2 separate regions of the Homo sapiens genome follow, and region 2 is linked to region 1. A link is a contact called in ENCODE Hi-C or POLR2A ChIA-PET data. All regions are on one chromosome and are shown on one strand. Each heading gives the region's core, a stretch centred on a gene start or an enhancer-like site at or near the end of the contact. The rest is flanking DNA. Distances are from core to core; before and after follow the strand shown. Region 1 has its middle 57 kb from the start of TEKT3. Region 2 has its middle 36 kb from the start of CDRT4.

Region 1 (4,223 bases), core at 377-2,876:
AACTGGCCCAGTGTGATTTCCAATGTTATAAGAGGGAAGGCTATCTGGTTTCATCCTTTAGACTCTAGGCAAAAAGAAGCAACTTTGGTACAAGACTGGACACCATGTCCTGGAACTGGAATAAAGAAGGATGAAAAAAATTGGTCAATAGCATTCTCTGCCCACCTACTGAGCTCACGCAATTAGCTCTGTGATGCAGGCCACTCTGAGTCCAGCTTCCCTGGTAAGTCAAAGGTTGTTCCATCACGGATTTTGCCATGATAATGAAAAACAACAACTGGGGCCAGACGCAGTGGCTCACTCCTGTAATCCCAGCACTCTGGGAGACCGAGGTGGATGGATCACGTGAAGTCAGGAGTTCTAGACCAGCCTGGCAACATGTTGAAACCCCGACTCCACTAAAAATACAAAAATTACCCAGGCATGGTGGCGGGCGCCTGTAATCCCAGCTTGGTCAGGAGACTGAGGCAGGAGAATTGCTTGAACCCGGGAGATGGAGGTTGCAGTTAGCTGAGATTGCACCACTGCATTCCAGCCTGGACAACACAGTGAGACCCTGTCTCAAAAAAAAAAAAAAAAGAAAAAAGAAAAAAGAAAAAGAAAACAAAAAGAAAGAAAGAAAAAAGAAAAAAACTGGGTTTCTTATGCACTTAATACCTGCCAAAAGGTGCTCTGGTAAGCCTTGTGCTGACTCGGGCTGAGGGACTCAGGGTCAGCGTTAGAGAGGAGACAGTCGGGCCTGAAGGAAGGGTGGGAGAGGATAGGGCAGAGAGGATCTAGGGGAGGCTGCAGACCTAATAACTGGGGTGGGGGAAGGGTGACGCCCTGCCTTTCTGGACAGGCTCTGCCCCTCTGAATGTGAGGGAACAGCACATTCAGTTCTCTGTGGTTGGTTGAAGACTGATAACAGATCAAGAAGTCTCTTAAGACCGTATGTATTTTCTGTTTAAATTCAAGTTCATTTTTTGGCAAGGATTCCTTCAATAATTCAAAGAACTGAGATTTTGCTTTCATAAATCTAGTGTTCTGACCTGCCAAAAATATTTGCATTTATGAAGAGCAGCAGTGTCCTTGGAGAGCAAATGAGCAGAGTCACGGGAATGGGCAAGCACTTGCCATGGCCAGGCGAAGGGTTTGCCAGTGTGCTTGCTCTCACCACCACCCCACCCCTGTCCTAGCCCTTCGTTGCCATATCCCTTGGTTATAGTCAAAGGCTTTTTCCTGGGGTCCCTGCTACCAGCTTCTCCAGACCCCAATCTACACATTCAGGTGCAGAAACGTCTTCATCAAAGGCTGCTTCAGTCTTTTGCTTTCTTGCTTCGGAACCCAGCAGAGATCTTCAATCCCCCGTCTGAGCCTCATCACTGTCCTCAGATCCCAGTTCACCTTCATCTCTCATTCCTGTCACCTCTCACTGTCTCCATTAGCACCAGCCAAGCCCATCTCATTAACAACCACCGCAGACAACTGGTCTTTTCTGGCATCTGTGCTTTGTCATGAGTCACTTCCCCCATTATAAAACCTCCTCCCTCTTCATCAATTCAGGGCCACCATCTCCTGCAGGACTCAGCTCACCGCCACTGGGAAATGTTCCAAAACAGCCATTTGAGAATTGGTTCATTGTGCCCGGTGTCGCTCAGCCCAGAGACCTTCAGTTTCACCATCTCCAGAAGGAAAAATAATGTCTGGTTTCCTATCAGCACGGGGTACAGGCAGTGTCCTGGCTGTGCAGATGGAGGAGGAAATGGTGGGGGGGGGTCTCTAACATTTTCTTAAACAGTTTTTCAAGGCATGTTCCCTTTTTTTGACCTCTGCTTCTAAGGGCACATGGTGCTGCCATTCCTGGGCCATTAGAGGGTTCTGTGGTCTAAATTGGACCTGCTTTTTGTCTTTCTTCACTCATGGTTAGCAAGGAGCTTTCTACATCTGCTAAATCAGTTGCTATTTGTCCATGTGCTTTATACCTTCCAAAAAGCTGCTGCAACTGACTCCACCCTCCTTTTCTGTATCCTCGCAGCTTTCTGCCTTTTTGTTCCTTAACCCCTCTCTGTAATGTTGATAGAGTTCCACAAACATGTGGCCAAGCTGCCTCTTTAACTGGGAATCCCAAGTGACCGTCTGCTCTTTGCTGCCATGTTCTCTCTCCCCTGAATGTACCTCCCCTCCCCGGCTGTATAATAGACTCCTGGTCACTGTGCCTGCCACTACAGAGTGCAGCTCTCTAGACACACACAGAGATGGCTTTTAACGGATGTCTCAGCAGCCTCTGTTGACTGTGAGCCATTCCAGGGCCACGTGAGTCACTGAGCTTCCTCCAGTGTCTTGTTCTGTCTGCCAGGGCTGGCCAAAGCCCTGGGGAGAGAAACTGGTGTCCCTTCACTCTTTCCCACTTGGCAAGTTATGAAGTACATTCATTGAGCTACGTCCTCTGTCGTGTCACACGTTTCCCATTGGGTCTGTGTTGGGATATGGAGGTACGGTGTCAATCAGACAAACGCAGCCCTCAGCCTGATGTTCTTATTTCCCCCAGAGAAAACAGAAGATGCTTGGGGTTAAGACACTCAGTAAGAAGAGCTTCATACCCCTGGGCCTACACTGACTGATGACACCCTGGTATCGGATCTATTTCTGAACATTAGGGAGAACTGCCGAGGTCCAGCTCTGTTCTGAGCTCCTGCCCTTCCCCATGCACACATCCGGTATACACTGTGCTCTAATCCGCCAGGTGCCCCAGAGACAGGCAAGGAAGAACTGACCCAGGTTGGCGGGTTATTCCTTCCTTCTACCTATATTGTTGGAGTTATGGGCCTTGATTGGTGGAGAGTTTGGGCCTTGATTCAAATAACCAGAACTGGCCAGACTTCCTGGCTCATGCCTGTAATCCCAGCACTTTGGGAGGCTGAGACGGGTGGATCAGTTGAGCCCAGGAGTTCGACACCAGCCTGGGCAACATGGTAGAACCTCATCTCTACTAAGACACAAAAATTAGCCAAGCGTAGCGGTATGCACCTGTAATCCCAGCTACTCAGGAGGCTGAGGCATGAGAATTGCTTGAACCCGGGAGGTGAAGGTTGCAGTGAGCCAAGATCCTGCCACTGCACTCACTCTAGCCTGGGCAACAGAGTGAGACTTGTTCTCAATACTACTACTACTACTAATAAATAAATAAATAAATAAATAAATAAATAAATAACCTGAACTGAGACCCCAGATTTAATCAGATCCATTAGAGGGAGGGCAGCATCCCAAAATTCGGACCCAAGAAAGCAGGAACAGGGTGACTGTGGTCTCACATTGGAGTGCATGATCAATTTGCTCATTTCTTAAGTATGCATTGAGTCCCTTCTCTATGCAAACTCTGTGGTTAGATGCTGGGGGTTCAAGAAAAGCAAGTAGCCTTGGCCCTGTACTACAGGAGATTAGAAGCTATAGAAGATGCAACCAGGTAAATGGGTATCCTCTGTGTGGCAAGTGTTATGCCAGGGTGCTAGAGACAAGTACCAGGAGACTTCAAACTGTTCGTGGAAAAAATGGAATTAAAACATAAATGTTAAAAATGTAATCTTTATTTCTCAACATAACCTCCATCAAGTTCAACACACTTTTGTAAGCAATGATACCAGCCATTTAGTCCATCCTTAAAGAAATGAGGGTCTTGGCCGGGCGCAGTGGTTCAAGCCTGTAATCCCAGCACTTTGCGAGGCCGAGGTGGGCGGATCACAAGGTCAGGAGATCGAGACCATCCTGGCTAACACGGTGAAACCCCATCTCTACTAAAAAAATAAATACAAAAAATTAGCCAGTCGTGGTGGCGGGCGCCTGTAGTCCCAGCTACTCGGAAGGCTGAGGCAGGAGAATGGCATGAACCCAGGAGGTGGAGCTTGCAGTGAGCCGAGATTGCGCCACTGCACTCCAGCCTGGGTGACAGAGTGAGACTCCGTCTCAAAAAAAAAAAAAAAAGAAAGAAAGAGATGAGGGTCTTGAGAATTTAACCATGTTAGTGTAGTCTTTTTTTTTTTTTTTTTTTTTTTTTTGAGACAGAGTCTCACTCTGTCACCCAGGCTAGAGTGCAATGGCATGATCTTGGCTCACTGCAACCTCCGCCTCCTGGGTTCAAGCCATTCTCCTGCCTCAGCCTCCCAAGTAGCTGGGATTACAGGCGCCCGTCACAATGCCCAGCTAATTTTTTGTATTCTTAGTAGAGATGGGGTCACCATGTTGGC
Region 2 (4,523 bases), core at 1,228-3,727, 33 kb after region 1:
GCAATGGCACAATCTCTGCTCACTGCAACCTCCATCTCCCGGGGTTCAAGTGATTCTCCTGCTTCAGCCTCCCAAGTAGCTGGGATTACAAGTGCCCACCACCACACCCAGCTAATTTTTGTATTTTTACATTTAGTATTTCACATTAGTAGAGACGGGGTTTCACCATGTTGGCCAGGCTGGTCTCGAACTCCTGACCTCAAGTGATCTGCCCGCCTCAGCCTCCCAAAGTGCTGGGATTACAGGTGTGAGCCACCGTGCCCAGCCTAAGGCTGCACTTTCATTATTTTATTCAGTGTTTCTGGTGGTGATGGTGGTGGTCATTGTGATGGTGATGTTGAAGGTAGAGGTGGAGGTGATGGTAATGATGGTGATGGCAGTGATGGTGGTGGTGGTCATGGTGGTAGTGCTGGGGTTGCAGGTGGAGATGGAGGTGGTGGTGGTGGTGATGGTGGTAATGAAGGTGGAGGTGGAGGTGATGGTCACAGTGATGGTGGTGGTGATGGTGGTGGTAGTGGTATGGTGGTGATGGTCATGGCGGTAGTGATGGGGTTGCAGATGAAGATGATGAAGGTGGTCATTTGGTGGTGGTGGAGATGCTATGTGTGTTCTGTTTGAAAGCTATGGGTGATTATAAGTCTTAACTTCCCCCATGTTCTGGCAGTGGGACTCTAAAGAGGACCAGACAAAAGCCCCCTGCTCTGCTAAATCATTCTGACGCTCCAAATGCACTGTATTTCCTGACTGAACAAGTCGTGCAACAGAAAGTGTACTGTTGGATGTTGCAGTTTTCTTTTCCACACCAGGAAAACTAAACTACATCTCATGGATGAGGCTGTTGTTGTTCTCAGGGGTAATTTTGTCTATGATCAAGAAAAGAGGGAACCTATGGACAGGGCAAAGTAAGGTGCAGGACGCCCCAGTACCTCCAGGATTAAGGAAAAACTAGACCTGGATTTTGAGTTATGCAGATACACTGAGATCCATGTTGAAGGGTGAGCCGGCCCTCACCAGGGAACAGAAATCACATTTAGGTTGTGATTTAGGCCACCACCCTCCGCCCGCCATCCACCACCCCATCCAGAGTAGCCACTTATGGTAGCAATTGTAATTTACTCTGTTTAGCTTCTGATATCCCCAATCCGTCACAGCAGACATGGTTGGCTGTGGCGAACCTAGCAGAGCTGTGCTTTGGGAAGCTGCAGGGGGACCGAATAGCTATGGTGGGGAAGGGCAGAACAGCAGTGGCCTGGGATCCTGCAGCAGCTGCTTCAGGGAGGAGATGGGTGGCCGGAGGGGACCAGTGGCCATTAGGGTGGTTTTGTGGAATACGCAAGCATTTCTTAGAGCTTCCCAGAAAGTAGGCGGAAACTCCCCTTTGTCCTCAGGCTGGAGCTCCTACTCCTAATACCTGAGTATTAAAGAACATATGCTCCCCCTAAGTTTGACAGGGTCAGCGTCACTTGTCAATTACACTTCAAGAAAACCTAAGTTACTTGCAACAAGCATCATTTAATTTTGATTAATTTAAATTTGATTAATTTAAAGGATAATCAATGAAGCTCAAAAGGTAGAGAAGAAGGGAAAGGAGGGAGGGAGGCAATGGGAAGAAAGAAAGTTGAAGAAAGGAAAGGAAGGAAAGAAGAGTAAAAGACAGAGTGAGGAGTACTATGGCTATAACCAAAGAGGTTGGAAGGAGATAGAACGAGGGCAAGGTCACGGTTGAAATGCACCCCACACCGCAGTCTACAGAGAGGCCCCCGGAAATCTGGCCACGCCAGTAGGGAGCAGGGGCTGTCTGCCACAGTCAAGAAATGAGAGGCAGAGCTAGTCCTTTTGCTCTGGAGAACTAGAAATGTGAGGTGGGGTCCAGCAGGCCAGGAGCCAGATGCTGAAGGCTTAGACCTGGCACCTGCCCCAGGTCTGGAGAGGACATTGAGGAAGGCTTGAGGTCTCCTTTGTAGCTGCCCAGCTCAGCCCTCTAGGATAGAGAGGCAGTCAGGGAATAAGAGTCCTGGAACAAACAGTGTACACATGTTTGACACTTCCTCTGTGCTGTCACTATACAGGGCTACAGACAGAGATGCCCTAACCTAAAGCCTGACTGAACCAGGGGTCGCTCCATGGCGCTACAGAAACAGACCTGGATGTAGGGGCTGAATATAACCCGAAAGCAGCTTTGCAAAGTTTTAAAAACCTACGCAGCCACTCACATTCAACTTGGCCAAAAATTCGCCATGACCTCACTCCTTTTTATGAGCAGCTGTCCTGATACTAATCCTGCCTCTTTCCATAATCCCTCTTTCATGAGACTGAGAGAACAACACGTCATGAGCCTAAAGCAAATACACTCACAGAGCCCTGCACTTCGTAACTCGCATCACCACTGCAATGCGATCATGCGCTTGTCTAATGCTCCACTGCCAGAACGTAAGCTTGATTGCGTCTCCTGTGTCCACGGCTGGGGCCCTGGCACAGGCAGCACTGGGTGCATATTTGTTGGATGCCTGTTGGCATGCTGCAAACATGGGAACAAGGAGCAAGCTGGGTCTGGGAAATTACGTCCCTTCTGATGAAGGCTAAAGAAAAGGAAATCTACTTGGAATTCCATCAGATAGGTATGGATTGGTCATTTAAAAGAATAGAATCACTATATGTTAAGTTTTTTGAACTTGTGCCTCCCGTCCCTTCTCTCTCTCTAATATCCCGTAAGGAAGGGTACATGAAAGGAACTTACTGAAGAGTTCACTCAAATCATACTCTTGGGTCTAGACGGAACCTTCATAACCTTCATAGCAGAGCTGCCTACTCAGTGCTTCAAACTTTACAAAAAGCCAAGTGGTTTTTCCAGCCTGTGGATATGATGAAAGAAACCACCTCTTCCCAGTGCACTTTAGATTGGGTGCTAAGCCTTGTTCTCACAAATCACTTGCTCAATAAATACTTGAGCACCGACTCTGTGCCAGGCCGTTGCAGGGCTCTGGAAATATAACGGCAAACACAGCTGACCTCACCCAGGTCTCATGGGACCTCCAGCCTCACCATCCTACCTCTGCTGGTCCAGGGACACACGGTAAACTGGCCACATGAAGAGGGGTCTCCAACGGGGCTGCTTCACAGTAGAGGAGCCATGGCTGAAACTGGGGTCAGCAGCTACTGGACAAACACATCTGCTCTACTTGAGAACACCAGCAGGGTTGTCATGGGTAACACCAATGAAGAGGAGATCTGAATTTAGGGGAAGCTGCCTGCACTTGGAATTGAGAGGCCCAAGTTCCAATCTCGAAAGGGCTCTCCTCCTTCCATAATTATCTAATCAACTAGGGAGCATAGGCCTAAGCCTATGGGAGCTTAAACAAGCTCCAAAATGCAAAAATGTGAGCAAGAGACCTTGGCACATTGAAGGCCACCTTTCTTCCTTCCACAAGTTAGAACTTCTGGAACTAACTTTGCTCTCCATAAAAACCCTCCCCATTGGCAGACACACAGAAACAACCCCAAGGGTCAGGTTTTTAACTTGCCTGAAATCCTGTGGCCTCTCACATCCCTTTGTCTACCAAAAATAATGGAATGCTCCAGGTGGCTGACCAATTGAATCTAGAAAGGAAGTGAATTGATACCATGAGCTTTGCTGGGCCCCCAGCAATAGAAGCTTCCTAGAAAGGCCATAGATGGGGTTGGAATTTCCATTGGCCCTGGAATATAGGGCCTGGGAGAAAAGACAAGGTCTCAGCACCAAGTCCAAGGTCTTTTCCATGCCATCTGCTGCCCTGAGCAGTGTGCTAACAAGAGTGGGCACCTGTATATTCTGGCCTGCCCCATAAAGAAATCAGATAATTGTCAGGCTCAAGGCAGAGAATATGGGGTGGCTTCAAGCCCCACCTAACATGAGGTATTCCTTCATCTCCATCTGGCCCTGCCCAGCATGCCCCCATGTTCCCACACACATGCTCAGAGCTGGGGACAGGCCCAGCCTAGCCATGCCTTACAGATCTAGGACACTGTTGTGGGGTTTGCAAGCACCACAGTAGCTGGCTGAAGCCTTGGGTTCCTGGTGAGAGACAGAGGGAAGGTGATGTGGGGATGTGTAGTGAAAGAAGAAGACAGAGGTTTTCCTGATTGCTTGACAAACATAAGCCCAGCCCTTAGCTTCAGCCCAGGCTCTGACAACATCAGATCACAATAAACCTCAGGTTGTGTTTACTCCCCTTCCCTGGCTCTACCTCCCCTGGTTTCTCAATCTGTCTACTCTTATCTGGCACTGATAATGTGTGGGCTCTGAAAATGTGCCCTTTGGTCTAAAAGTGTGGGGATTCCAAAAAGCCTCCAAGAATGAATGACTCAATCAAGGCTGAAAAGAGCCACATTGTCCAGATGTGTACATCTGCTTGGACCCAGCTCGCAAAGCACTTTAACCATCTTTTCACAACCGCTGTCCACATGGAGTGAGGCTGCAGGGCCGGCATTCCTACTCCTAGATTCTCATCTTCCTGGATGCATCGTCAGTCCCTGGTTGGGATTCC

The links. Hi-C counts contacts between places; a loop is a spot of excess contacts on that map. ChIA-PET counts read pairs that join two places held with the same protein, here RNA polymerase II (POLR2A). Pooled maps may share reads with other maps.
Region 2: a loop to region 1 is called in a map of sigmoid colon, with 3 times the contacts of the local background. The contact joins two enhancer-like sites. A Hi-C loop is called at or near these places in 5 of 168 maps with a recorded cell type or tissue (IMR-90, Right ventricle myocardium inferior, endothelial cell of hepatic sinusoid and 2 more) and 6 of 50 pooled maps. POLR2A ChIA-PET finds 5 or more read pairs at or near these places in 4 of 52 experiments (AG04450, Panc1, WTC11 and 1 more).

The regions. Positions count from the first base shown.
Region 1 is chr17:15,396,960-15,401,182 of GRCh38, forward strand. No RefSeq gene overlaps it. Among named protein-coding and RNA genes, the nearest start is that of TEKT3, 57 kb to the left of the region's middle. Within about 2 kb of position 1,627, at least 9 of the 41 ENCODE cell types and tissues checked have a DNase peak (open chromatin) inside an H3K27ac peak, as active enhancers do.
Region 2 is chr17:15,429,034-15,433,556 of GRCh38, forward strand. No RefSeq gene overlaps it. Among named protein-coding and RNA genes, the nearest start is that of CDRT4, 36 kb to the right of the region's middle. Within about 2 kb of position 2,478, at least 10 of the 41 ENCODE cell types and tissues checked have a DNase peak (open chromatin) inside an H3K27ac peak, as active enhancers do.